7 separate regions of the Homo sapiens genome follow, and regions 1, 2, 3, 5, 6 and 7 are each linked to region 4. Evidence: chromatin contacts called from ENCODE Hi-C data. All regions are on one chromosome and are shown on one strand. Each heading gives the region's core, a stretch centred on a gene start or an enhancer-like site at or near the end of the contact. The rest is flanking DNA. Distances are from core to core; before and after follow the strand shown. Region 1 holds the start of TOP2B (DNA topoisomerase II beta). Region 2 holds the start of RPSA (ribosomal protein SA). Region 3 holds the start of NEK10 (NIMA related kinase 10). Region 4 holds the start of UBP1 (upstream binding protein 1). Region 5 holds the start of NR1D2 (nuclear receptor subfamily 1 group D member 2). Region 6 holds the start of RPL14 (ribosomal protein L14). Region 7 holds the start of EIF1B-AS1 (EIF1B antisense RNA 1).

Evidence for each region. Hi-C counts contacts between places; a loop is a spot of excess contacts on that map. Pooled maps may share reads with other maps.
Region 1: a pooled map shows a loop between it and region 4 (13-fold over the local background). The contact joins the promoter of TOP2B here to the promoter of UBP1 in region 4. A Hi-C loop is called at or near these places in 7 of 50 pooled maps.
Region 2: a loop to region 4 is called in a map of naive thymus-derived CD4-positive, alpha-beta T cell, with 16 times the contacts of the local background. The contact joins the promoter of RPSA here to the promoter of UBP1 in region 4. A Hi-C loop is called at or near these places in 1 of 168 maps with a recorded cell type or tissue (naive thymus-derived CD4-positive, alpha-beta T cell), 1 of 37 single-sample maps with no recorded cell type and 11 of 50 pooled maps.
Region 3: a pooled map shows a loop between it and region 4 (6-fold over the local background). The contact joins the promoter of NEK10 here to the promoter of UBP1 in region 4. A Hi-C loop is called at or near these places in 3 of 50 pooled maps.
Region 5: a loop to region 4 is called in a pooled map, with 9 times the contacts of the local background. The contact joins the promoter of NR1D2 here to the promoter of UBP1 in region 4. A Hi-C loop is called at or near these places in 2 of 50 pooled maps.
Region 6: a loop to region 4 is called in a map of CD8-positive, alpha-beta T cell, with 25 times the contacts of the local background. The contact joins the promoter of RPL14 here to the promoter of UBP1 in region 4. A Hi-C loop is called at or near these places in 1 of 168 maps with a recorded cell type or tissue (CD8-positive, alpha-beta T cell) and 7 of 50 pooled maps.
Region 7: a pooled map shows a loop between it and region 4 (36-fold over the local background). The contact joins the promoter of EIF1B-AS1 here to the promoter of UBP1 in region 4. A Hi-C loop is called at or near these places in 5 of 50 pooled maps.

What each region holds. Positions count from the first base shown.
Region 1 is chr3:25,663,657-25,667,319 of GRCh38, forward strand. TOP2B (DNA topoisomerase II beta) reads right to left here and starts at 1,251. Exons shown (of 36, transcript NM_001330700.2): 1 at 573-1,251. The coding sequence starts at 641. MIR4442 (microRNA 4442) reads right to left here and starts at 1,283; the gene lies at 1,217-1,283. RefSeq lists enhancers at 1-30, 988-1,551 and silencers at 318-506, 461-820.
Region 2 is chr3:39,405,298-39,409,054 of GRCh38, forward strand. RPSA (ribosomal protein SA) reads left to right here and starts at 1,423. Exons shown (of 7, transcript NM_002295.6): 1 at 1,423-1,467; 2 at 2,324-2,489; 3 at 3,309-3,427. The coding sequence starts at 2,357. It overlaps SNORA6 (small nucleolar RNA, H/ACA box 6), which reads left to right and starts at 3,094; the gene lies at 3,094-3,242. RefSeq lists enhancers at 1,144-1,935, 1,317-1,456, 3,521-3,757 and silencers at 1,627-1,806, 3,202-3,251.
Region 3 is chr3:27,366,951-27,370,697 of GRCh38, forward strand. It overlaps NEK10 (NIMA related kinase 10), which reads right to left and starts at 2,433. Exons shown (of 36, transcript NM_001394966.1): 1 at 2,275-2,433. RefSeq lists an enhancer at 1,691-2,191.
Region 4 is chr3:33,437,961-33,442,052 of GRCh38, forward strand. It overlaps UBP1 (upstream binding protein 1), which reads right to left and starts at 2,445. Exons shown (of 16, transcript NM_014517.5): 1 at 1,776-2,445. The coding sequence starts at 1,888. RefSeq lists silencers at 1,450-1,684, 1,604-1,653, 1,884-2,203, 2,254-2,363, 2,424-2,583 and 1 more and enhancers at 1,903-2,402, 2,734-2,923, 3,134-3,423.
Region 5 is chr3:23,943,919-23,947,830 of GRCh38, forward strand. It overlaps NR1D2 (nuclear receptor subfamily 1 group D member 2), which reads left to right and starts at 1,368. Exons shown (of 8, transcript NM_005126.5): 1 at 1,368-1,676. The coding sequence starts at 1,661. LOC124909354 (a long non-coding RNA gene) reads right to left here and starts at 1,262. Exons shown (of 2, transcript XR_007095845.1): 1 at 1-1,262. It also overlaps a transcript of NKIRAS1 not described here. RefSeq lists silencers at 1,232-2,421, 1,918-2,459.
Region 6 is chr3:40,454,625-40,458,749 of GRCh38, forward strand. RPL14 (ribosomal protein L14) reads left to right here and starts at 2,715. Exons shown (of 6, transcript NM_001034996.3): 1 at 2,715-2,850; 2 at 3,266-3,367; 3 at 4,018-4,112. The coding sequence starts at 2,848. RefSeq lists an enhancer at 2,514-2,808 and a silencer at 2,951-3,000.
Region 7 is chr3:40,307,627-40,311,600 of GRCh38, forward strand. EIF1B-AS1 (EIF1B antisense RNA 1) reads right to left here and starts at 2,072. Exons shown (of 3, transcript NR_033965.1): 1 at 1,697-2,072. EIF1B (eukaryotic translation initiation factor 1B) reads left to right here and starts at 2,081. Exons shown (of 4, transcript NM_005875.3): 1 at 2,081-2,346; 2 at 3,267-3,430; 3 at 3,844-3,945. The coding sequence starts at 2,316. LOC124906228 (a long non-coding RNA gene) reads right to left here and starts at 1,185. Exons shown (of 2, transcript XR_007095876.1): 1 at 1-1,185. RefSeq lists an enhancer at 1,812-2,171 and a silencer at 2,442-2,491.

The DNA of each region.
Region 1 (3,663 bases), core at 1-2,500, 7.8 Mb before region 4:
GTATTAACTGCTGTGAAAGTCATCCCCAATGCGCTCTCAATTGAGCGCATTGAATGAGGCTTTCCAAATTGAAGTGCAAGTTGCTGTAGAAATCCCAATGCATTCTTCTTTGAGATTAAAGCCCCAGAAAGAGCTGCATTTAGAATACACACACACACACACCCCTTTTCCCAGGGTTTTCTTGAACTACATTTGGAGAAAATGCTGCCCCACACAGACACACTTGCATTATCGCCATCCCCACCATTTCAGGTTCGGCTGCCCCGGAAGAGTCTGGTTAAAAAGAAAAGAGAGGAAGCGGGGGCTGTATGTTACGTTCGCGGTTTTGTCCCCCCAAAGTTTCAAGTACACATTACGCTCTGGCAGTCAGGACTTCCAGAGACGTACAGAGAAAGAAAGAAAGAAAAGGCGCGGGGAGCGGGCTGGAGGATTCTGCAAGCACAGGCCCCTATGGAGCGCCCGTTCGGGGGACGGGATTTCCCTCCCTTTCCCCTCCCCCGCCCGTTCGGAATTCCGCCCCCGCCGCGGGCCCGGAACAATGCAGCCGCCCGTCCCGGGGACCAGCCACTTACCACCCAGGTCAGTGCCCCGTTGCCGCCGCCCACGCCGGCTCCCGCGCCGCAGCCACCCGACTTGGCCATGGCGAGTGCCTCCAGCTCACAGGCCCTGAGGCCGCAGCCGCCGCTCCCGCCTCCCTGCGGGCCGCTGGGCCCCGCCGCTCCGCACCCACCGCTCCACTCGCCGCACTCCTAGCCGCGCCGACCCCCGCGCCCCATCGCGAAGATCCGGAGCGGACGTCCAGCCGAGCCCGCTGAGGAGGCCGCGCCGCCGGCTGCCCTCAAACTCGAGGCGCGGCGTCCGCGTCGCCCGGGCCTAGCGCGGCGGCTGAGGAGAAAGCAGGGAGCGACCGGCGGCGGCCGAGCGGCGGCGTTGCCTTCTCGCCCGCCCGCGGGCGCCGCTGCAGGCCGGGCTGAAGCCCGGGCGTGCGAGCCGCGAGGGCGGCCGGGGAGCCCGAGGCGCTCGGACGTGGCGAGGACGCAGAGGTGCCTTGTCCTTCTCACACTCCGCGAAGGCCAGCCACTCGAGTCGCCAGAGTAGTCGTCCCGGTCGCCGCCGCTGCTTCAAAGGCAGCCTTAGCCTCGCTGCAGCCCCGATTTCCTCACACACACACACCGAGAGGGACAATAAACAGAGCCGCCGCCGCCGCCGCCACGGTCACCTCCCTCTTGTCCGGCATAACACCGCACACACACATTTGCACACCGGGGAGAGAGGGAGGGCGCGGCGGCCGCCCCCGCTGTCAGTCAGCGCCATGCTGTCCAATCCGGGCCTTGTCGCCACAGCCTCTCGGCCAATCCCAAAATTCCAAGCCCCCTGGAGGGGCGGGACCCGAGGGGGGAAACGTCATTGCGGGTAGCAACCGAAAGGAAGACTTGGGGTTTTTGTTTGTGTGTGTGTCTGTGGGTTTTCCATTTGAAGGGAGAGCAGGGGCTGCTTCAAGGGTCAATTGAGGGCGGCAAAGGGAAAGGGTCGAATTGGCCTCGGGTCGATTGTAATCCTCCAAGCGTGCTGTTTACTCTGAGACCTAACCGGGAATCCGAAGCGTTTGCCTGGGGCCTCTAAGGATGAGGATGGGGGCGGGGTGGGGATGGGGGTGGCAGGAAGAAGCCGGGGGCCGTCCCAAAGGGAAATTATTTTAAAAGAGCGGTTGTAAACCGCAGGCAAGACGTTGTAGACCACTGGTGCAAGGAGGCCCCGTGACCCGGCCTCCCCAAGGGCCTAAGTGGACGCTGCTGTCGAAAAAAATCATCTCAGACCTTCTCCATCTCCTTCTTCCGTCTCCTCCCCTCACCCCAAAAGAGCATATGGTCAGTTTCAAGAAAACTACATATGAAAAGCTTAAATGATAAGGGACACACAGAGAATGTTCTAGGGAAAGAATGCAGGGTGGGTTGAGTGTTCTATTTCTACTCTTTGTTGACCTTTCTTCTCTGAACAATGCAGAGATGTCACTGTCACTTTTCTCATCTGTCCAGAACTGTGCCCCCTGCCTCTAAGAGGGCATGCTTAATTTTTAAAACTGTTTTCAGTGGAATTTTCAAATGCACAGTAAGGAATAATTTCATTCACATTAAAGCTTTCTAAGAATGAAAATTACCAATACAGCAACATCACAGTCTTTGGCAGATGGAAGATGGCTTTACTTCTTCCTGTTTTTCAGTGTAATTCCACTCAAGTATTTATTGGGCGCACACTCTGCCACGCTGTGCCAGGCTCTGCGATGGGTTCAAAGTAAAAACAAGGCCCCTGATTTCAAACCATTTATAACCTGGCTTGTGAGACAGACTAAAAGGGAGCCAACGATCACCAAAATGAGTACTTGAAGGCATGAAGTGCCACCAAAGAGTTGTGATGAAAGCTTTTTATAAAGATGAAAACAGTATTACTGTTTTTTGAAGAGGTGTTTTTGTGAACTTCCAACTGTGCATTTCCTCTCAAGGGAAAACAAAAATGTCTCAGGTCACATCTTTAAACTGCATTCTGAGTCTAGAGGTGGAGAACTCTGAAACATGGAAATAATTTAAACATAGTTTTTTTAATTAGCTCTCTGATGGCCATGTAACTTTGCCATACTAGGGACTTCAGAACAGTGAAGCCTTTCTTTACCTTGAACTTGGGGTGCAAACTTTTCTGAACCTGACCAAGTATCCATAGCCTTGTTATTTAACTTCCCTGAGCCTCAGTTTAGTGCTTGTTAAAATGATCTTGTGTTCTTACTGTGAGTTTGCATCTCCAAGTACACATGTATTTTGTTTGAAAAGGGGTAATTTTAAAGGCAATGAGTTTTTTTTATGAAGATGTACTAGGTAGAAGCTAAGCTATAAAATACATAGCTGTCTCCTTTTTTAAACTTAAGTTGTCAAAGCTCTTTATCTTCCGTTTTTGTTGTTGTTTTTAGAGACAGAGTCTTGCTCTGTCACCCAGGCTGGAGTACAGTGGCATGATCTCGGCTCACTGCACCCTCCACCTCCCAGGTTCAAGCAATTCTCCTGCCTCAGCCTCCCAGGTAGCTGGGATTACAGGCACCGGCCACCATGCCTGGCTAATTTTTTTTACTTTTACTAGAGACGGGGTTTTCACCATGTTGGCCACCCTGGTCTCGAACTCCTGACCTCAAGTGAGCCGCCCATCTTGGCCTCCCAAAATGCTGGGATTACAGGCATGAGCCACCGCACCCAGCCTAGGTTCAGATTTTGAAATGAATAAAACAATATATTCAAAACTCAAATAGATTAATAAAAATAATGTTCTTTTCACTTGCCTCATATGTGAGGCATTGAGTCCTTTTGTCTTCTCAGTATGAAAAAGCCTTTTAATAAGTGTTACTAGTTTTAAGAAAATACTGACTTACCCAGAAGAATTGCAAATAAGAATTGCTGAATATACATGAAAATCAACATTTTTAAAGCAGAGATTTGTGATGAGTGGAAGACGGAATCTAGATTAAAAGTATCTCAGCTTCTAAAGAATTGTCCTTTTTAACTGTGCAGCAGACTTAGCATATCTTTATGATAAAATTGATTGTACGCAACTTGAGCATAGCTTTCTCTTCTGGGGTAATGTGAAGTAATTTTCAATTAGGGGTGGATCACCTGAGGTCAG
Region 2 (3,757 bases), core at 173-2,672, 6.0 Mb after region 4:
AGCTGCAGAGCCACTTGCAGGAGAACCTGGATGTGCTGTCCTTTGGAAGAGTGGCCATAAGGGTCTACGAGTTCATTTTAGGGTGGGCTCAGAAATCAGATTGACTCAGCAGGCCCCAGAGAGGAACCTGCACTTTTTTTTTTTTTGACGGAGTCTTACTCTGTCGCCCAGGCTGGAGTGCAAGTGGCGCAATCTCCACTCACTACAACCTCTGCCTCCTGGGTTCAAGCAATTCTCCCGCCTCAGCCTCCCCAGTAGCTGGGATTACAGGCATGCCTGGCTAATTTTTGAATTTTTAGTAGATACCGGGTTTCGCCATGTTGGCCAGGCTGGTCTCTTGAACTCCTGGCCTCAAGGGATCCGCCCGCGTCAGCCTCCGAAAGTGCTGGGATTACAGCCACCGCGCCCCTTCAATTAACTCCTATTTTTTTGTTTGTTTTTTGGAGACAGAATTTCGCTCTATTGCCCAGGCTGGAGTGCAGCGGTGCAATCACATTCACTGCAGACTTGACCTCTAGGCTCAAGCTATCCTCCTGCCTCAGCCTCCTGAGTAGCTGAGACTACAGGGACGCACCATCATGATTGGTTAATTTTTGTATTTTTTGTGGAGATGGGGGTCTCCCCATGTTTCCCAGGCTAGTCTTGAACTTCTGAGCTCAGGCAATCCACCCACCTCGGCCTCCCAAAGTGCTGGGATTACAGGCACAAGCCACCGCGCCCGGCAAACTTATCTCCTACTGATGGATATTGCAAAATTTTTCTTCTACCAAAAAAAAAAAAAAAAAAAAGATAGATATAATCCATACCATCTGTTCAATCTTGTCCTTTTTAACTTTTTCAGGGAAACTTCCCCCAGGTGATAGATGGATAGATACATGAGATAGACATAACGCATACGATCAGTTCAATCTTATCTTTTTTAACTTTTTCAGAGAAAACTTCCCTTAAGTGAACATTTAAATCTGAATTACGTCCTGTTAAACTGTTCTCCAGGAAAATAAAATAAAATAAATCTTCAAGTTTTTGTTTACCTAACAATTTGTTGTGTCGAACAAACCTTCCTACTTTTCAGGTAACAAAATGGCAGCTTAGGCTAGAAAGCCGCTCATATTCGCAGGTACAAGGGCTGGGTAAGAACGCCCCGCCTGGCTGACTAACTTGAGTTCCGCGCTCTGGACAGGAATTATGCACAGGGCGTCGCTGTGGCACTAGAAACCCCAAAGTCACAAGCGCCCCAGATCCGACCAGGATGCCGCTACCGGCTACAGCCCAGAGGCCCGCTCCTGCGGCGCAAGCCCGCCTTCCTGAAGAAAAAGCCCAGTCCCGGCAGCGTTCTTCTCCGGCTCCGCCCTTCTTCCGCTCGACTTTCTTTGCCATTGGCTGACAACGGAGTACATAAGGACGTCATTTCCTGCCGCCTGTCTTTTCCGTGCTACCTGCAGAGGGGTCCATACGGCGTTGTTCTGGGTGAGTTCCGTGTAGCGTCCCTGGCGCCTTCCAGGGCTAGAAAAATGAGCTTTTCCTGCTCAAATGAAGGGTGAGAAGACTAGTGATGAAAGCCGGTCAGACTGGATCTGTCTCCCGCCCGGCGCGCCCCACCTTAGGCCTGCGGCCCGCACGTGGCCAGGCTCGGGCTGGCGGGTTCCCAGAGTGCCCCGGGAGCGGGTGGAGGCCGCCCTCCAGCGGAGGCTCCGAGCTGGGGTTCGGACCAGGCCGCGGGTGGGCGGGAGTGCAGAAAGCGGGCTAACATCCTGTGTTGCTATCCCTTCGGAGTCCCACACGGCGGTGAGTCTAGGCCCAGGCGCTGATTTACACCAGCTACTTGGGCTGGTCGGGTTTTCCCTTCGCGCCGTGCGGGTCAGGAGTTAAGGTTCTCGGGTTTTTAGACAAACAAGTGGTGACAGCACAGCGAAGTAATTCCAAAGCATCCGCCTACAATCTGCTTGAAAATGTCTGAAAACAATTCATGCCTTTTTTGCCTTTAGTTTGCATATTCCAAACATGGCTGCTCTTTTGTATCTAGTTGTTAACTTGGCGCATCCACAACTTTTCCTTAATTCCTATCTTGAGAAGTGTTGAATTTCCATTCGCTAATTTCGTGTAGTTTTATTACTCGGTTACTCTGCCGTCCACACTATTTCCTCAGTAAGATGTGCGCTGTTCCGTAATACACGACATGTATGGGTTAACTTTCTGTTTACCCTTCACTACACTGTAAGCTCAATGCCTGACACTATAGCAGATGGAGTTTTTGGTTGCTTTTAAGGGTGTGCCCTACTTAACTCAATGGAATGAAAAGAAATAGGTTGCTCTCTTATTTCAGATTCCCGTCGTAACTTAAAGGGAAATTTTCACAATGTCCGGAGCCCTTGATGTCCTGCAAATGAAGGAGGAGGATGTCCTTAAGTTCCTTGCAGCAGGAACCCACTTAGGTGGCACCAATCTTGACTTCCAGATGGAACAGTACATCTATAAAAGGAAAAGTGATGGTTAGTCATTGCTTTAATTTTTTGTTACTCCAGCTGTAAGTACAAATTTTGAGCTTGCTATTCTCGTGGTTAGTTCTGGGTAATTTCTTTCTATCTTCCTTAAATGAAGCCAGACCCCTACGTTGAAAACATACTTTAAATAAATGTTCTTGTTATTGAGAGAAAAGATTTCTGCTCCAGGGGAGGAATATGTCAGTTGTCTGAGTTACGGGACTTGGGTTGGGTCATGAACATGAGAAAGTTCATTGGCTGAGTTTCTAATAGCTCGCATAGTGCCTTCAACTTCATAGGTACTTACACAGGCTATTGAACTGAATTTTGAGTGGAAAGTGGGGTAAGAGGTGGGAATGAACAATATGGTTTGGAAGAACCAGAGGATGGAAGGCATTAAGTTGGCTAAGGCACTTACTTATTTTAGAGATAAAGCTACCAAGGACTTGGGAGTGACATGCTGTAAAGGAGTTTTAGGATGAATCTTGCATCAGTGCAGATTATAAAAGGGAAAGAGTGGCAGAAAGCCAGGAAGTGGATTATTAAGAACCAATGATGGAATAAGTACAGGGAAAGAGAAAGGAAAGATGGATTTAGCCAACTGAATCTAGGCTGCACACTATTAAAGCTCAGGGTGGAGGCCAGTCTTGGCTCATGAACTTCTGAGTGTCGGAAGTGTGCTATATCAATGGCAGGATTTTCGCTAACACCAGTAGAGCTTGCCTCTATGACTGGAGTTTGGTAGTACTCGCTGCCACATAGAGTAAACTTGAGAAGAATGTTTGCACAGCCAGGTCAAGTGTTACAAATCCTTCTGCCCTCACTTAGGCATCTATATCATAAATCTCAAGAGGACCTGGGAGAAGCTTCTGCTGGCAGCTCGTGCAATTGTTGCCATTGAAAACCCTGCTGATGTCAGTGTTATATCCTCCAGGAATACTGGCCAGGTTTGTGGAACAGTGGTTAGTTTTTATATTATAGAAATAAAGCTTACAGACATTGTGAGACATAGAAAGACATAAGAAAACAGAAATAACTCAGGCCGGGCGCGGTGGCTACGCCTGTAATCCCAGCACTTTGGGAGGTGGAGTCCGGCGTATTACGAGGTCAGGAGATCCACACCACGGTGAAGCCCCATCTCTACTAAAAATACAAAAAATTAGTTGGGCGTGGGGGCGGGTGCCTGTAGTCCCAGCTACTCAGGAGGCCAAAGTGGAGAATGGCGTGAACCCGGTGGGCGGAGCTTGCAGTGAGCTGAGATGCGCCACTGTACTCCA
Region 3 (3,747 bases), core at 1,183-3,682, 6.1 Mb before region 4:
CAGGTGTGCGCCACCATGCCCAGCTAATTTTGTATTTTTTGTAGAGATGGGGTTTCACCATGTGGGCCAGGCTGATCTTGAACTCCTGACCTCAGGTGATCCACCCACCTCATCGTCCCAAAGTGCTGGGATTCACGGCATGAGCCACCATGCCCAGCCCAGTGTGTTCATTTTTAAACGTGAAAGCTTACTATATATAAAGCACTATACCTTTGGTATGAATTATGTACATATAATCTTTAAAAGAATCCTATGAGCTAGGTGCTATTATACCCCCATTGTGCAGATAAAGAATCTGACTAGAGGCTAAGTAATTTGTTATGTGTTACACAATTAAAATGCTAGAGCTAGGATTCAAACCCATGTATGTATGACTCCAAAGCTTAGCTCTTGCACACCATGCTGTACTGTCTCTCTCTTTACCATTTTAAGCTTATGTCATATAATAACAGCTACCGTGATAATGATTATGGCTTGAACTATAAACTGTGAATTGAAGTAGTTTCCAATTACTAAGGGTCTTGAAATTAAAGTAAAACCTGTACCTTTTATAACATTTTTTCAATATTTACCTTTTATAAGCAAAAGCTTCATTGGCCATTTCTGACTTTTCTGGAAGAAATAAAGATACCATGGCAAACAGTAACTTCTCATTTTAGAGATTCAGTCAGTTAACAAGTATTTGTTGAACACCTGTTACGATGTCTTGCACTGGGCTAAATGCTGGATATATATAACAATAGTGACTGAGACAAAGATGGTCTCTGCCGTCACAGAGGCAGTCCAGAGAAAGAAACAGTAATCAAGCAACATACAGAAAATGATTGGGGAGTGAGAGCAGGAGTGTGGGGGTGCAAAAAGGAAAGTCCATTCCAGGCAGTGTGAGCAACAGGTGAGATAATTACACACAGGAGAGAATGTGACATATTCTGGGAACAATCAAGATGGAACTGCTGATAGAAGGCCTAACTAAAGATTGGATTAGGGTAATGGGGAATCATTGCAGGACTTTAAGTAGGGAAGGGAAATGCCCTTATGTGCGTTTTAAAAAGATCAGTTTAGCCGGGCACGGTGGCTCACGCCTGTAATTCCAGCACTTTGGGAGGCTGAGGCGGGTGGATCACCTGAGATCAGGAGTTCGAGACCAGCCTGACCAACATGGTGAAACCCCTTCTCTACTAAAAATACAAAAATTAGCCAGGCGTAGTGGCTCGCGCCTGTAATCCCAGCTCTCTGGAGGCTGAGGCATGAGAATTGGTTGAACCCGGAAGGCGGAGGCTGCAGTGAGCTGAGATCGCTCCACTGCACTCCAGCCTGGCAGCACAGCAAGACTCCTTCTAAAAAAGGAGTCTTTTTTAGAAGGACTCCATATATATATATATACACATATATATATATCAGTTCAACAATGGTGGGGAAAAAAGTGGATTGGATAGATAGGGCCAGACTAGAATCGGAGAAGCCAGATGGGTGTTGAATTTAACCAACCGATGGTGGAAATTGAGACAGTAAAAATAGAGATGGTAATGTGGGAATTGATTCAACACCTATTAAGAAGGGATAGTCTTGATAATTGATAGAGATGCAGAGGAAGCAGCAGTAAGTGTCATGGATGTCGTCTAGAGTGTAGTTTTTGAAAGCTGAATGGATAGTGATGCCCAAAATAGGGAATCCAAGAGCAGCAGCAGACATGGGGAAGATGGCGTTCAGGGTTGCACATGTGTGGCGTTAACTTGGCAGCTGGATTTTGGGGTCTGACAGTTAGTAGAGCAGGCTAGGTTCCAGTTGGAGACTTTCTAATCATCGTCAGATAGATGGTGCCTGAGGCGAGGAAGTGGAAGGGCTCACCGAAGTAGGGCAGAAAAGCAGAGGGGCAAAGTCAAAGCAGCATCCTGTAAGGAGAAGGCAGAAAAGCGACGCTCATAGAGATGAAGAATGAACCTCCAGAGGCGTCGGAGCAGATTGGAAGAGACACATTCAGGCTCCATTTAACCAGAATAATTCCGTTATCAAAATGGAAGCGCCAAGAAGCATCGTTGATGGCGCTTTCCCACCATCCATCCGTCCAACACAAACCCACCTGCTTTGAAAAGACTGCCTCACGCAGTGACTCACTTACCCACCACAGCCGCATTCTCTACCTCTGCCTCTTGTCTAGTGAAGCTGGCTCCCGAGGCTTCGGGGCCGCTCCACAGGGACCTGAGGACGTCTCCCCGGAGACCCTGACTCAAGCTGCTCGCCGGCACAGCCGAGCACCGGCTCCCGCCTACTCACCGCGCGGGAGGGACGGTCCCTCCTTCAGGCCAATCTCCTTATCATTGTCCCTGCTGCTGTCACCTGCTGCTGCAGACCGGGGGTCCCGTCCAGTCTCAGCCCGTCCCGTCCTCCCCCCAGCCTATTCCCGGTCCCCTCAACCTCAGGGACACCGCGGCCAGCTGCACCGTTGGTTTTCCAATCAAATCCTCCTCCAGGCCACCAACCAGCGCTGGCCAGGCCAATGCCGACAATTCTTCCTCCGCCACCTGGGGCGCCTCAGCCAATCGGGAGCAGCCATGCTGCGCAGTGCAGAACGCCATAGCGACGGATGACGCCTGCCGGGGAATCGCCGTAGCAACCAGAGACGCGCTAGATCCACCACCAAGCTTGCAAGCAGAAGAGGCAGCAAGTGATGCTGAAGGCTGTGCTGCAGCCACTTCACCGGAACCTAGAGCTACCTGTGAACAGGTCTCCTACACGTTGAAGATTTTTCTGGATTTAGGGTGTCTAACCTTTGATGGGAAAGGGCAGCTTCATCTTGGAGTGTTTACTTTCAAGAATTGCTATGGGCTAAAAATCAATTCTCTTTAAAAGCAAAGATTTAATCTGATAAGGAATCAATGCAGCATGCTAAATACCTTTCATATGGCATGAAAACGTCTTCAGTTACTCAAGCCACAGGCAATGAGAATAAGGTGCCACAGCACCGTATTTTTCACAAAAAGAGTGACCTGGGATTCAAGAAACCTGTATAGTATAACTATCGCCAGTTCGTTTTGTGGCTTTGGGCAAGTCACTTCACCTTTTGTGAAAGTCTGGAGCTTCTTTAAAATTTCTGAACTGCATTAGATAACGCTTTAAAAATATACCTGACATTCTGTAACTTTAAATAAATGAAAAATGCCAATCTATTAAGTGCTTAATTTTGTGCCGGGCACGATTTCAAATTCTTTCCTTATTTCACTTAGTTATAAAATGGAGGCACAAGAAGTTTCCTAAGTAGTCCAGTATGGCAGAGCTAGTGATGGAGTCAGGGTAAAACCTACTTCGAGTCTGGTCTTAACCACGATGATGCTCCTTCGACGATTTCTTCGAGTACTGGGCCCTGTTCAACCTCATCTTGGTATCACTAAACGCTCGTGTGTGTGTCTGGTGGTTACATCTTCCCAAACTGGATTTTAAATGAATACAGTGAACCCTAACGTTTTTCTGGTGTGGATAGTAAGTAGGCCCATTGGATTAACAATACTTAAGCTTGGGTAATTGAAAGCATTTTTTAAAATGAAGACGGTCCTATTTTGGAAATGCAGAAAGGCGAGATGAAAGCCAAACTCTGGTGAGTATAGCAGAACTAATTAAACTTCAGAGATCTAAAACAATCAGGATTAATGTTACCAATAAAACAAAACAAGGTGACGGGGCAGGAAGACCGATGCTGAGTAGAAAAAGTATTCTGTACATACATTCTAAATGTTAAGCAGTCGGCCTGGC
Region 4 (4,092 bases), core at 1,195-3,694:
TGGTAATTACCTTCAAACTTCTTTGAAAATTTAGATTAAATGACACAACCAAAAAAGAATTCAAGGGAAAATTATCCCTGTAAAGAGTACTGTAGGTTACACAGAATTACAAAGATCTCACACATTACTTTAAAAATACATGGTCAGGGAAAGGTTTAAAATCATCAAGATTGTACTTCCTTTTCATGGAAATAAACCATACACAGAAGTTATTACATTAATAAGTTGGCTGAATCACTAAATCAAAGTACAGGTCAAATAAAACCCTAGAAAAAAGTAAAAGCTCAAAATAGCTATCAATAAGTAAACTTTTCAGCAGCAAACTTTCATTTTACCATAAAAGAGAAGCAACTGAGGAGAGACACATATTGAACTTGCTTCACGTGCCTCCTTTGCCTTGACTATAAGCCTCGTGTTTCCAGTAGAGAGCTAAGGAGCAGAATGGCACTAGAGGAGTGCGTTTTCACTAGAGAAGCACTGCCTCTAATACTCCCCTCTGGGGTGACTCCATGACTTTCAGTAGCTCAATTTCCTCAACAACTGAAACAGCTGTTTTAGAAAATAAGCCAACTCATCTACAGGCCTTAAGTTATACAACTGCAGAGAGAAGAGGTGCCAAGTTCAGGAAGCCCAACAGAGACCAAATCAGAGCCAGACGCTGGGGAACTCCAGGTTTAATATGCCTTCCACTACTCACTTCCACACTCCAAGAAATGTCTCCAACCTTTCTGAGAGTTCTTTATGGCTCAGAATTTCTCCTTAAGATTTAAAGACCCAATTACTTCAAGGAGCAGCCACCAAGATTCCAGGCCAGCTTTAACCCAGAAGTCCTCCTCTAGAGCTGCAGTAAGATGTATGAATGCTACTGGGAAACTGTAGAGCACTTCCAAAACATCAGACATTTTCTAAAGAACAGAAAGCTACACTTAATTCACATTATTGAAAAGCTGCCAAACCACTGATTTTTAGACTTTATTAGTCAAGTCAACGCTATGGTAAACTATATTTCAATAAAGCCACTAAAAAAATACAGAGTTTCCAAATTCCTAACAGTTAAAAAGGATAAAGGGCGGAGACTAAGCTCAGATCTGTTTCAATCTCTCCATATTAAAATGAATGACTGCTGGTACAGACAGCAGAGACTAAACAATTATTTGTGGTGCAATCACTGCATCTTAAAACCCTCAAGAGGAAACAGCCTGAGAGGGTAGTCTCCAAAATGAGAAACTTCACTTTGAGACAATCAAAAGAACAAAACGAAGTCACAGTGCTACTCCCACCGCTGCTCTTTCAATTATAATTTACTAACATCAAGTGATTAAAATCTGCAGCCAGAAAAGATCATAATGTAGGACAACAAAGTAGGAACTGATCCCAAAACGCTAGACAGTATTCTCCCAATATAAGTGCTGCCTTTTCGTACAGTGTATTCTAGCTCCAATGGGACTTGTAAATCACTTATAAGGAAAAGAAGCCCCTTCCCCCACCAACCCAAGCCATCCTAATAGCTGGGCGTGTTTTACAGCAAATATGAAGCACTCAGGAGCGGTCCGAGGCCGACGCTTGCGGGGCCATCCTCCCCCACCCGCCCGTCACCAGGGCGAGCAGAGGCCTTTGGGGTTCCATGGCCCCCGACCGCCACGCGGCAGGACTCCGACCCCGCAGCCCAGGAGGCCCGCGCACCTCTGGGAGCAGCCGCATCTGGCAGAGACTCAGGGCTGCGCAGGCCTTCCCCAAGGAGACAGAGGCTTCTCCCCGCCCAGGGAGCCCAGTACCTCATGCTGTAAGCGCCGGCGCCCAGTTCCTGCCCGATGCCCGAGAGGCTGGCGTCGAAGTCGTGCACCAGCCCGGACTCGATCACCTCGTCCATCTTGAGCACCCAGGCCATCTTCCGGCCTCGCCGTCGCCCCGCACACCGCGGCCTCCGCGTCCAGGGCGAAGGAGCCGGAGCTCCGCTGGCGCGTCCTGGGGGAGGGCGCGGGTGAAGCCTCCGGAGGGGCGGCGAGTGGTCACCAGCGGCGGCCGGGACGAGAGCTGCGGGGGCCCCACTGGCAGGGCACGACGAGCCCAGCGAGCAATTGCAGCGGGAGCGGCCGGGCCGCCGGCAGCGCCACCCTCCCGCGGACACCGGCCCTGCGCCTCATGCCGGCGCCGCCGCCCAGCCCCCGCGCCGCTAGCGCTGCAGCCGCCGCCGACCGCCCCGCCCGGGGCCCCCCGGTCGCATCCTCCTCCGGGACCGCTGGGAGGCTGGACCTCGGGCCGCTCCGAGGACCACACGGGGGCAAGCCCTCCGCCCGCCCGTCACCCGCCCCCAAGCCTTGACTCCTTGCCCCCGGCCCGCCCAGGCTCTAGCGCCACACCGCCCCGGCCAACCCCGCCGACGCCGCTCTGCCGGCCGGACGCTGGCTTCAACGCGACTCCGACTTAGGTTCACGCGCCGCTTCCGCCTCCCCCGGCCCCGCCCCGACCCCGCCCCGGCGTTCGCCCCACGCCTCGGCCCTCCCCGTACAGCCCCGCGCTTAGGGCCACTCCCCGCGCCTCGCGGCCCAGGAACTGTCCAGAGAGTGCAATGCGGCCCCGCCCACGCGGCTGTTCCCAGCCGGGGTGGCCTCGCTGCGTCCCCGCACAGCAGCCCAGGAAGAGGCGGTGCCAAAAGGGCTGCCAGTTTCCGCCCCTTCTAGCGAGCGAGATGATTGACAGGCCAACTGAGCAATACCTGCAAGGGCTTGGACGAAGCTCCCGTGAGTCTCTGTGTCCCCCGACTAAACAACCAATCAAAATGTTCTTCACCTTGGGCGGGCTCGAAGACGGAATTTGTTGCCAAAAGAAAGAGTTCATTGGACTGCATGGTAGAAAGCGACCCAAAACGCCACTTCCGGAGGTGATTTGCTCCTCTGTGGTATTTCCCGGTCGTCTCTGCTTTATGCCCTCTCTACCGAGGGAGTGAGCGGTTTGCACCCCATCTGGTGACAGAAAAGCCAGTTGTGCAGAAAACCTTGATTGGCGTGAGAATAAGCCAATCAACGCTCCTGAGAAAGAGCTCTGGAAAGACTTCCCCTATTGGTTGCATTGCCGAGAGCAGCTTGGCTATCCTGAGTTGAACTAGCTGTTGGTCATCCTAAGGGCAGGCGGTCTCCTGAAGTTGGACCGAACCATTAGGACGTGCCACAGTAACAGCTACGCTGCTCAGAAGGCCCGAAGGGTCTTCCTCAGCGACCTAGCGTGGGCACGCGCCACTGCGGCCAAAAGACAGAAATCTTTTTACCGGAAGAGATGAAATAGAAAGCAGGAGCCAGAGGCTGACTTACAGAGCCAGTGTGCGGATCAGAGTTCCTTAGGAGCGGCTGCTGGCGCTTGACGGGCGGAATCCTTGCTGAAGAGAACGTCAAGGCCCGGGCTTCGCCCTGCATCGAACTTACTGCCTAAGAATAAGACCCAAATGCTGAGCGCCCCGCCCCAACTTGCCAGTTTAAGTGCAAAAATACATAGATTAAAATGTCAGCCTAATAAAGCAGTGGCACTGAGCCAGAAAAAAATAGTCTCAACGCCTGTGTGATTTAGATACTAACTTACAGGCTCACGCCTGTAATCCCAGCACTTCGGGAGGCCGAGGCGGGTGAATTAGTTGAGGTCAGGAGACCATCCCGGCCAACATGGTGAAACCCCGTCTCTACCAAAAATAACAAAAATTAGCTGGATGTGGTGGCGCGCCCATGTAATCCCAGCTACTCAGGAGGCTGAGGCGGGAGTAAGGCTTGAACCCGGGAGAAGACAGAGCAACACTCGGTCTCCAAAAAAAAAAACCACAAATTAACTTGGAGAATGTTTTTCTCTTTACACAACATTTTTGCAAACATTTCATTTGATAAAGCCATACTTTAGAGATGAGGTAATTCAGGTGAAAATGTGTAAAGATTACACAGTGCAAGGTCACACAGTAAGCAGGTAAACCGGGGCTATTTGACTAATCCAGATTTCTCTGATTCCAGGCGAAAACATTAGATTGGCCATCAGTTCAGGAAGCTCCATTCCACTATTACAAATAAATCTGCACAAACAATTGGATAGTCAAGGGAAACATTGGTCTCATTG
Region 5 (3,912 bases), core at 118-2,617, 9.5 Mb before region 4:
TTGGAGGGTTTTCAGCAGAGTAATCAGATCTTATTTACATTTTAAAAATAATACTTTGACTGCTGGGGAGAAGTGACTGTAGGAGGACCCAAGAAGCACTCTCCTAGTTAGGGAACCAGAGCAGTAGCTGAGGCAAGAGATAATGGTTTGCTCTAGCAATACCAACGGTGAGAAACAGGGATTGAACATATTTTGAAGGTAGAATAGCTCAGACTTGCTAATGGATTGAATGGAGAATAAAAGGCTGTGAGAGTGTTAGGAGAGAAACATAATTTTGCTGGCTTCAGGAACTTGCAGATTTACCAAAACAGTAAATATTGATATGGTGAAGAAACCTGGGGGGTGGGGAAATAGGGTGTTGCACATGTAAATATGTCTTCCACGTGACATTTTCCCCACCTTCTATAGTGAAGAATTTCAGAGCAAACTGGAAAGAGTTTTACAAGCAACACCCATATCCCCATCGCCTAAGTTTAACATCTTACCATATCATCTATTCATGCCTCTATCAGCCCATCTTACTTCAGTAATGCGTTTAAATTGCGGGCATCAATGCACTTTCCTCAGAATTCACCTCAGCACGCATACAATTTATGTCTAGCTTTTTTCTTTTGATCTAAAATTTACATTCAAGGTGAAACGCCCAGATCTTGACTGCACATTAGCTGAGTTCGGACACACGCGTACACCCGTCTAAAATCTGAGATGCAAAAAAGCGGCATAATCAAACGGGCTGCTGGATGTAGGAATCTGGAGATTAGAAGAGAGGTCTTGGCTTGAAATATAAATCTGGGAATCACAAGAACATAGGTCTACTTAAGCTATGAGATTGGATAAAATCACCTAGAGGGTGCAGAGGGAAAGGGAAGGGTCTGTGCCCTCAGAGACCAGCGTTTGGAGGTCGGTCGGGTGGGAGCGGGGGGTGGGGGTGGGGGGCGCAAGGGTTGAGCAAGCCCGAACCAGCCGGCCCAGCCGGGGTCCTGAGAATCACCCTTGCTCGGCGCCAAGCCACCGCTTTGACCTAAGAGCCACCAGGTTGGGGGGCAGGGCGTGGAGAGGACTCCCGGCCAGAGGCGGGAAAGGCAGCCGGGAGGAGAGGAAAGAGGAGGAGGAGGGGAGGAATATGCGGCGGAGGGAAACGGAGAAGAGGTTTACGGCACGGAGGGGAAAAACGAAGGAAGAGGAGGGGCTCGGCAAGGAGAAGGAAGGGGAGAAGGGGGAAGCGCAGGAGAAAAGGGTAGCCGGGGAGCCGGGAAGCGGGCGGGAGGGAGGGGAGCGGCGGGGCGGAGGTCGCCGCAGCGGCCGGCCGAGGGCGGGCGGAGGGAGGGGGTGTGTGCGCGGGTCACATGGTCGCGGCTGCCCTCCCCGTCAGCCGCCCTCGCCGCCGCGGTGCGCTGGCTGCAGGAAGCCGCCGCGCCGCCGCTTTTGTTGTCAGGGACCCAGCGAGGAGCGCCGCTCGCCGGCCGCCGCCACCCTCTCTCGCTGCAGCCTGCTGTGCGCTGCACGGCCTGGGGCCCGGGAGCCCCGCCCGCTCTGCCCATGAGGGGGCCCCGCGACCACCGCTGCTTCCAGCCCGGGGCGGCGCGGCGCTGAGGCGGCGGCGGCGGCGCTGCCCCCTCTGCGGGAAGCGGGCGGCCCCGGCCGCCTCCGCGAGGGCACCATGGAGGTGAATGCAGGTAAGAACCGGACTGCGGCGGGTGGGGGATGGCCGGAGGGAGCGCTCAGAGCCCGCGGGGCACTTTGGGGGGCGGCGGCAGGGGGTGTCCCCATGGCCGGTGGGGCGGGGTGGGCTGCTGCGCGCCGCGTGTCCGCCTCTGGCTCGGTTCCCATCGCCCCCCGGGCCGCCCGGCGCCCGCCCTCTTGTCTCCCTGCAAAGCCGCAGCGCGGCCTGCCGGCGCCCGGCCCGGCCCCCCCCTCACATGGCCCGGCCGCGCGAGCCACGTGCGCGCTGTGTTTACGTTCGGCGGCGCGCGGGCGCCGGTTGGCTGGGCGGGCGCGTGACGCGGCATTACATAATGGGCGCTGAGGCGGCGGCGGCGGGCGGGGACACGTGAGGCCGCTCGGCTCCCTGACCCACATTCCCCGGGGCCGCAGGGACACGTGGGGGCGGGGGCGCGCGCGCGCGCGCTGGCTGGGAGCGCCGCAGCCTCCCGGGAGGCTCCGCCCCTTTGGAAGCCTCGGGGCAGTGACGTCGCCGCGATTCCCTCCTCCCCCGCGGGGTTGCACACTGCGGAGGAGGCCGCGCGTGCGCGCCCGCTGAGCCCCCGCGGCGGGGCGTCCCCGAAGCGGGCGCTGACACCGCAGTGCACCGGACGCCGCACGCTCTTTTCGCGAGGTGACCCCAAGGCGCGGACCCCGCGCAAACCAAACGAACCGGCGCCTGGGGAGGCTGGTAGCTGCATACCTTGCAGATTCCGAGGAGGAAGTGCAGGACGAGGGCGTGCTGCAGGCCGGAGGAGGCGCCTCGGGGAAGGCGTGGGGCTTTCCCGAAGGGATACGCTCGAAGGAGCTCTGAGGTGCTTCGATCCCGAGCGACTCCCCGCAGACTGGGTAGCACCGCCCCTGTTAGGATGCCGTCTGTTTACAAAAAAAACCGTTTGCTCTAGGACGCGACCTGTCTCATACACACACAGTCTTAAAAACTGCTTCCAGATCCCTTCGGGCTGGAGTTTTCCAGTAAACGGGTCACACCCGCAGCTGAGCGTGCAGCTCACGTATGGTCAGGATGACTCAGGTGATCATAGGTGACTCCAACACCATATGTAAGACTGGACATTCTTCATTTAAATTAAAAAAAAATTAACCTGTGGGTCGCTGACTTTTCCTGAATCTGATCAAGAGAATTTGGCTTTATAAATATTTTTCTTGTCACATTTTGTTACATTGCAACGGAACAACAGGGTGCCCTTCCCTCCTTTTGTCTGCCCCAAATGATGAGGTAGATCTGAAGTGAGTGAGGTTATGGAAACAGCCAGCTTTTGTTTTATTTTTTGAGTTGCAATGCGCCTCTAAGAATCTTGCCTCGATAACAAATGTATTGTGAACTTTTCACCAAAAGTAAAAATAAAGTCACTTTCTAATTTTATTTACGTATTTTTAGAATTTACTTATTTTTTTTAACCTGTTGTCTCACAAAAATCTGGATCTAATTGTGTTTTGATTACCTAATCGGCCTACTTAGCCTTTGAGGGTATTTTTAAAATTTTATGAGTTTATCATAGAATTAAACTTCTACATGTTAGAATTCAGAGGTGATCAGGGTGAACCTCTTCTAACCCACCCTTTAGCATGAATTCTAATAGCTTTAGTAACCTCATAAGGGCTGGCTCAATTAGGAAGTTTTTCTCTGGTTTGAGCCCTCTTCCAATACTTCGCTGATCTAAATCTTGCCTCGTGGAGCAAGGCACATTATAAAAATTCCTCCGGATGAATGTTGACCATCCCCTTCCCCCTTCAGTTCTTCCATTTACAGTTCTCATCTCTTTGTCCTTGCCCAGCATTGTTTTTTCTGATCACTCATCATCCTTGTTGCCGTTTGGGATGGAGCACCCAGAAGTGAACAGGCTCTTGTGGAAGTGGTTGGATGATTATCAAGTTCCAAGTTGCCCTCTTTGTCTTGAATCCTGTTGCAAATGAATTCCCTGGCAGGCTTAGTATTTTTGGCATGTTGCTTTGCTGACTCACAGTAACCTTGCAGTCAACTAGGACCTTTCACGTGAACTATTATGAAGTTAGATTTCATTCATTGTGCAGATAATTGCATGACTTGAAGTGTAGGAATTTACAATGACCATTCTTAAAATTTCTCTCGTTCATTTGGCCTTAAGTTCAAAGCTGTTACAAGCTGTTACCCACCATGTTTACAGTTTCTGCTATCTATCAGTAAGCAGGAGGTCTAATAAGAATTGCCTT
Region 6 (4,125 bases), core at 1,465-3,964, 7.0 Mb after region 4:
GATTCATTCACTACCTATTTATTGAGCCCCTTACCAGACTAAGGTGAGAAAATAAAACAGAAAAGACAGCAAAGGTCCTGCCCTCATGGAACTTATTCTAACTGGAACGAAACAACACCTACGTGGGCAGCAAAACAAGTCAAACAATTGCAATTGTGATAACTCTGAGGGAAACAAGGTGAGCTAGAAAAAGAAGGGTGGGGACTTAACCTTTTTTTATGTGGTAGCCTGGTTAACTCTCAGAAAAATATCTAGGAAAAAATACAAGAGATAAGTTGGCACTGCTACACGATGAGTATTAACAATGGGTAGACCATTCCTGGCAAGAGAGACACCATGTATAAAGGTCATGGAGGAGGAGAGAGCTTGGCCCATTCAAGACCAGTGTGGCTTCAACACAATGAAGGAGGGATGGCATAAGGTGTATCTGGGTATTAAAGCATATGATACAAGGCCAGAGTAAGAAGTTGAGATTTTATTCCAAATATTATGAAAAGCAATCGAACTGTTAAAAACAGGAAATAATGTGATCTGATTTACTTACTTAAAAGATCCCTCTAACTGCTGAGCAGAGAACAGATTAAAGACAGAATTTAGGAGGCTGCTAGAGCAGTCTCAGGGAAGATATGCTGGCATAGAGCTTAGAGGAAAGGCTTGAAATACATCTGGGAACTGTCATGGCAAAGATCATCACCTTAATCAAGTGATAAAAGGTAACACCTCTCTGCACTGGCCTGGGTAAAAATCTAAAGAATAAAATACCACCACAATATTGGGAACCCATGTGTGGTGGTGTATTCCTGTAGTCCCAACTATTCTGGAGGCTGAAGCAGAACTGCTTGAGCCCATGAGTTCAAGGCTGTAGCAGGCTACAATCAGACCTGTGAATAGCTACTGCACTCCAGCCTGGGCAACACAGCCAGACCCCATCTCTTCGAAAAAATGTATATGTGTGTGGCCAAGCACAGTGGCTCACGTTTGTAATCCTAGCACTTCTGGGAGGCTGAGGCAAGTGAATCACAAGGTCAGGAGTTCAAGACTAGCCTGGCCAAAATGGTGAAACCCTGTCTCTACTTAAAACACAAAAATTAGCCGGGCGTGGTGGCAGGCACCTGTAATCCCAGGTACTTGGGAGGATGAGGCAGAGAACTGCTTGAACCCGGGAGGCAGAGAACTGCTTGAACCTGGGAGGCAGAGGTGGCAGTGAGCCGAGATCGCACCACTGCACTCCAGCCTGGGTGACAGAGGGAGAGTCCATCTCAAAAAAAGAAAGAAAAAAAAAAGTGTTTGTGTGTGCGTATATATATAGAGAGAGAGAGAGTGAAGAGAGAGAGAATGTATTCTGATGTGATGCACCAAGGACATAGCATTTCTACCAAAAATTCACTATCTGAATCCAATGAGGAAAACTCCAACAAACCCATGTTACAAATTTAACAGTTAAATCTAAAACTATCAGTTAAAGACTAGAGACCTGATAAATAATTGCAATTTGTAATCCTCCATTAGATCAAGAGCCTGGAAAAACAATTTTTTTTCCCATTTGCTCCAAGGAACATAGGAGCAACAACTTATAAATTTGAATAAGGACTGAAGGTTAGATAATAGTACTATTGCAATATCAATTTCCTGATTTTGATAAGTGTACTGATGACATAAGAGAATCTCTCTGTTGTTAGGAAATACACATTTTAAGAACGTATAGATAGGCTGGGCATGGTGGCTCACGCCGGTAATCCCAACACTTTGGAAGGCCGAGACGAGAGGATCGTCTTCACTCAGAAGTTAGAGGCTGCAGGGAACCATGATCGCGCCACTGCACTCCAGCCTGAGCGACTGAGGGAGACCCTGTCTCTATAAAAGAATGTAACGCCAGGCACGGCGGCTCACGCCTGTAATCCCAGCACTTTAGGAAGCTGAGGGAGGCAGATCACGAGGTCAGGAGTTCGAGACCAGCCTGGCCAACATAGTGAAACCCTGTCTCTACTAAAAATGCAAAAAAATTAGCCGGCCATGGTGGCGCGCGCCTGTAGTCCCGGCTACTTGGGAGGCTGAGGCTGGAGAATCACTTGAACCCGGGAGGCGGAGGTTGCGGTGAGCCAAGCCCCCGCCACTGCACTCCAACCTGGGCAACAGACCGAGACTCCGTCTTTAAAAAAAAAAAAATGTAGCGATAGAAGGACATCATGTCGGCAATTTCCTTTCAAATGATATAGCACATGCAAAACGTTAACATTTGTGGAATCTAGAAGGGTTTGTGGGAATTATTTGTACTAGTTTAGCAATATTTCTGTAACTGTGAATTACTTGAAAATGAAAGGTTAACAAAGTTACTGAGATTAGGAGAGAACGTGAGGAGCGAACAGACCTAGCCATGAATAACCAACAAATAAAACTCGAGGAAATAAAAAGGAACTCAAATGGCATGCGACCAACGGAAGACATAGCTTCTGTACTCTTAACCCTAAATTACTAAGCGATGACCCTCCTGCAGCTTTCTAATCCAAATCACCAAAAACAATCTCGCCGCCCAACTTTGCCAAAAAGCAACTTAACGCCAGCCGACTCCGCCATGTTTTCCCAGTGAGCTTGCGAGCGCGTGCGTACGCACGCACGCACGCACGCACCAACCAATCGGTGCTCACGTCGGTGACTCGTTACCGCAGGGGCGGTGCGTTCTTCTACACATGCGCAGGGTTGGGCGGGTCTTCTTCCTTCTCGCCTAACGCCGCCAACATGGTGAGTCTTACTGTTGCGGGCTCCGGGGCCGTCGACCATGCCGCTCGACCTCCACCTCCGCTGGGAAGCTGAGGCGCCAAACGGCTCCCAGAGGGTCCCGGGAAGCGCATGGTGAGGGTCCCCGGGCCGGCTGTGCAGCGGAATCGGGCCCTTCCCGGACTCGCGCCCTTCCCGGACTCGCCGCTGGCGAGCGCGTGGAGGGCCCGGCAGGCCTGGCGCGCCTTGGGCCACGCGTGCGCGCCTCCGCCGCTGGAGCTGGATGGCTGATGCGGCTCGTGGTCCGAGAGCCTTGTCCTGCCGTGTGGGCCTTGCGGACCTGGGAGCTGGCGGGCGTTGGGAACCGGGCTTAAGCTACTGAGGCGTTTGCTGATTTCGTCCATCCAGGTTGGCGCCTGGCTCTCGGGCGTTTGTTCCCTGCAGCATTCTTTTTCGCTGAATTTAACCATGTTGTCTTTAGCTGCAGAAGGTGACATATGTAGCGAGTATTTCTAAGTAAGTTTCACTGTCCTTTCTCCTCCAATTTTAGGTGTTCAGGCGCTTCGTGGAGGTTGGCCGGGTGGCCTATGTCTCCTTTGGACCTCATGCCGGAAAATTGGTCGCGATTGTAGATGTTATTGATCAGAACAGGGTAAGTGTCACAACTTTTTACTAAACATGGCAGTGGACATGTGCCCTGCAGATGGCAATAATGAATTGTCTCGATGGCTGTGTAAGATGAGGATGCTATGGGTAGTCGCTTTATTTTACCATTGAGGAAACAGGTAATGGTACGGGTTTTAAGCACAGCCTGAAGTTAGCTATTAGTATTGAATTTCAGTATTAGCCACTTAAGCTAGAGCCAGTTATAGGCTGAAACGTTGGTTAGTTTTAAATGAGTTACTATACGTAAAGTGAGTTTAGAACAGATCCAGCACGTAGAAAGCACTTTTGTATTTACTGCTGTGTATTTGAAACAAGCAAACTAAGGAGTTGACCACTGACTATAAATCAGCAGGGATCAGAGTCCTAAAGTTGCCTGTAAATTACATGTGGTTGGTTTCTATGGGGTACTATATAGTTTAAGAAGGAGCATTTAATGATGTGGAGAAATGTTTGTGTTGAGCAAAAGACATACATATATATAACCCAGATAGGACAATCCTTGTCTTTTCTGAGCAATTTATTAAAATAGTAGTGTGGGTTTGATGGCCCTGAACGGATAAGTAATGTTACAGAACCATCTGACCATTTTAATTGCTGTTAGATTTTGCACTGAAGTTCTTGATGTTTGTGTTCTAGGCTTTGGTCGATGGACCTTGCACTCAAGTGAGGAGACAGGCCATGCCTTTCAAGTGCATGCAGCTCACTGATTTCATCCTCAAGTTTCCGCACAGGTAACTGTCCACT
Region 7 (3,974 bases), core at 822-3,321, 6.9 Mb after region 4:
TGTGTTTGTAGTTTTTTCTTCACTGGATCACCTTTGGCTTCTTCTGAGAAATAAAGTAATATAAAATACTCATGTACATCTACTAAGAAAGAAAGGAAACAAATAGAGATGCATTATCTAGATTACAAATTATTTAGAAATTAGAGTGTTAGAGTATTAACATAGGGCACAAAATTGAACTAATAAAATTACTTTAAAGCACACTTATTTAGATATTTTGATGCTCCTTGTTTTGGAGCCAGCTCTAAACTTTACACCTCAATTTGGGATACGAAGAGTGTTTTCCATTTGAACCAGAGCTGGAAGACCACAAATGTGGTTAGATTTCTGAGAGTTAAGAATTTGATTTTTTTTTCAGGCATTAACCTACAAAAGCCTTCATTTCCACACCTGGTGCATAGAGTAATGCTTACCTTATAAAATAGCTATGAAGATTAATAATGTTATATATAAGCTTTGTAACAGGCAAACAGTAAGTACTAAATAAATGGCACTTATCATCATTGTTAATTACAAAAGATTGTCAAATCCAGGTATTCTTAACCTGCGGTCTGCAGATCCTTGGCTCATGGATAAAACTGCAGGGGTGGAGATCCCTAAAATTGGATGGGGAAAGATTATATCTGCATTTTCATTAACCTCTAAGCAAAATTTACCATTTCTTTCCATTATGAATAAAGGCAACATCATAGTGATAGAAGGACCTGTCACTTCGCACCAACAGAAGTTACACATACTTTCATATTAAATTTCTGATGTTACGGACATCACAAAATATCTCTTACATTTATCAGCTTTTTGAAATTATAGTATTAGACCTAATCTTGCTAGATCTTATTAGTGTATTAATAAAGAAATACACGTTATTAATGTATTTTTTAAATTTCAATATAATTGGTTTCCTTTGTAATCCTATGTACTTTGTGAACTTAAAACTTAACTTCTCATTATTCTGAGAAGGGATTCAGCAGCTTCACAGGATTGCCATGGCACACACAAAAAAGTTAAGAATCCCTAAATTTTAGTCTATCTCTTTGCTTCCAGAAAGCCAACCAAGTTTGACAATTGAACACACCTGCCTGAGTGAGCCAATTCCCAAAGTCTCGGGTTTATTTTTCTGTGCGTGACCTGATAGGAAGATATTACGGTCTGGTACATGACTCCATCAATTAACCTATTTGCTGAGCTCACCTTCAGCTTATACCTGGCATCTTTCCTGAATTCTCTGTTGGGCCTTCTGAGGCACACAAAATGAGCTGACAAGCTGATTTTCTGGTATCTTCTGTTCATACACACCTGGCCCCCACTCGATGCCAGGCCCAGGATTAAGCTGGGCAGTGATTCTCAAGCCTGATCCCAGACCAGCAGGCAGGATCAGCATCACCAAGGAGCTTATGAGAATTGCAGATTTTCAGGTCACACCCTAGACTTCCTGAAACAGAAACTCTGGGGTCTATCAGTGTTTTCTCAAGCCCTCCAGAGACACACGCTTTAGTCTGAGATCCACCGTGCTAGGGAATCGGAGGTCCGTCCAATCCTGGAAAGAGAGGCTCCCATCTCCAGTATTGGTTGAGACTAACACCGCTCCTGCAACTGGGGTTGGAATTTCAATGCAGGTAGTTGCTGAGCGGGGGCCAATGAGTTGAAAGCCGGAGCAAGGGGACTTGTTTTGTTCCTGCACCCCGATTTTACTTACATTACCCGGGGCCTCGAGGGTGACTCATAGAGATTAGCCCTGAGCGTCGACCCCTCGGCGCCGCCACTGCACAGCGAGAGAAGGGGAGTCAAGAGAGACGCTTGAGTCCCTTGACTGTCCTCCCCTACGAGCTCTCTGGGAAGAGAGCCCCAGACCTGCGAACTCTGGGCCGCTCTGCGGCCGCTTGAACACTTCGCGGGTCTTCCGCCCCGCGCTAGAGGACGCACTCCGTGACGGGAATTGCGGTCTCGGCCGCCCCCGGCCTCAGGCTTTCCGGGCTCTGCTGCCTCCAGAAAACTACAAGTCCCAGGATGCTCGGCGCGGGACGGTCACGTGGGAGGGGCCGCGGGCGCGGCTAAATAGTCTCCATCGGCCATTTTGTGCGAGAAGCCGCAGCGCCGCCTCTTCTCTCGCGCCCTCGCCTCTTCCTCCGCCTCCTCCTTCGCCTCTTCCTGCCTCCTCCCGGCTTCCGCCGCCGCCACTCCAGCCTAATCCCAACCCCAGGGCGAAGCGTTTTCTTATTTATTTCCGTTTTCTCGCCACTACAGCCTCCTGACAAGGTGATCCGGGCGGGCCCCGCAGGAATTTTATCCCCTCACCGGCCTCACACTAGTATCGCATGTCCACTATCCAGAACCTCCAATCTTTCGGTAAGATCCCGTCGCCGCCGCCTCCCTCCCTTGCCCGGCGCGCATCTCGGCCTTTTGCCCGCCTGGCCACCGCCCCTAGGGGCCCCCTTTCTGCCCTTCCCGCACCCCTAGTGGGGCTTTGTCTCGGCGCCCAGAAAATGGCGACGGGGCCCCTGGCGACCCCTTCCCCGAGGACAGCGCCGGACTCCGAGCCCTCCTCTCGGAGCCCCGGCCGCGGGCCCTGCGCCACCCCCTGCCCCGTCCTTGACCCGGCTCTCGCCTCCGCTTCTGCCCCTTGAAACCTTGGCGATCCTATTTCGTGGACTCCTAGATCGGCCCTGCTACTTGCAAAGGGTATGCCGGGCCAGGGAAACCAGGGATCGGCGCCCGTTCTCTGGCAGCTCCTGGGGGCACTTAGGGAAAGATGCGGATGCAAGCCTCTGATCTGTCACTGGCCAGTGGTTCAGTCTTCTCTGCTTGCGTAGCAATTTGTTAAATTACGCCTCTTGATATATATGTAATCTACTTTTTTTTTGGCAAGGCACAGTTACGGTTAAATGATTAAGGTGGGCGTATTCGAATGTTTATGTTTTCATCAGAATGTAATCGAGATGACGCACATTTTTATAGCGGCTACAATATTAAGGTTTTCTAAATCTTTTTCTCATTAGAGGACCATATTGAACGATAACATTATTTATCTATAACAGCGTTTTTCTACAATGGACATAGCTGTTCAAATGTTTCTCTTTTTGTGAGAGTATCTTGGGGGTTTTATTAATACTCCACCCCCATCTCCATTCCTACCGGCAAAAACAGCAAAGGCACTAGAACCTTCATTGATGACTGTCTGGATTGGTAGTATAATGTATTTCTGGAAAGTACTTCTTAAAAAATATTTTTCTACTTTGGATTTTTTTTTTTTTTTTATCCATTCGCAGACCCCTTTGCTGATGCAACTAAGGGTGACGACTTACTCCCGGCAGGGACTGAGGATTACATTCATATAAGAATCCAGCAACGGAACGGCAGAAAGACACTGACTACTGTTCAGGGCATTGCAGATGATTATGACAAAAAGAAACTTGTGAAAGCTTTCAAAAAGGTAAAGGGATTAGGAAGAAAGGATTAGAGTTACTGATGCACACCTCTGAACTGGATTATGATTCACACCTTTATATCGGCGTGGATGAAAATAACTAGACCAAGAAAGTTGTTCTCATTTTTGTAATTAACATGTAAATATTTAGTTATTCTCCCAGTGTGGTCTCTCATTTTAAAAGAAGATTCGCGTTGCTTTTAAATAAATTTAAATGTGAAATATTTAGTTCTTGATGTTACACATAAAATCATTTCCTGGTTTACAAATTAATTTGGAAGGATTGTGGATTATAGGAGACAAAATCTGTTTCTCTAAATATGATCTAGCTTACTGAAATGGCTAATTCTGTTCATACGGTGAAATAAAACCTCATAGTAGTTGACTAAATTTTGTTGTATATTTATGCACTTTTCCAGAAATTTGCCTGTAATGGTACTGTGATTGAACATCCTGAATACGGAGAGGTTATTCAGCTTCAAGGTGACCAAAGAAAAAACATCTGCCAGTTTCTCTTGGAGGTGAGTGATTGGGTGCTTTATGTGTAACC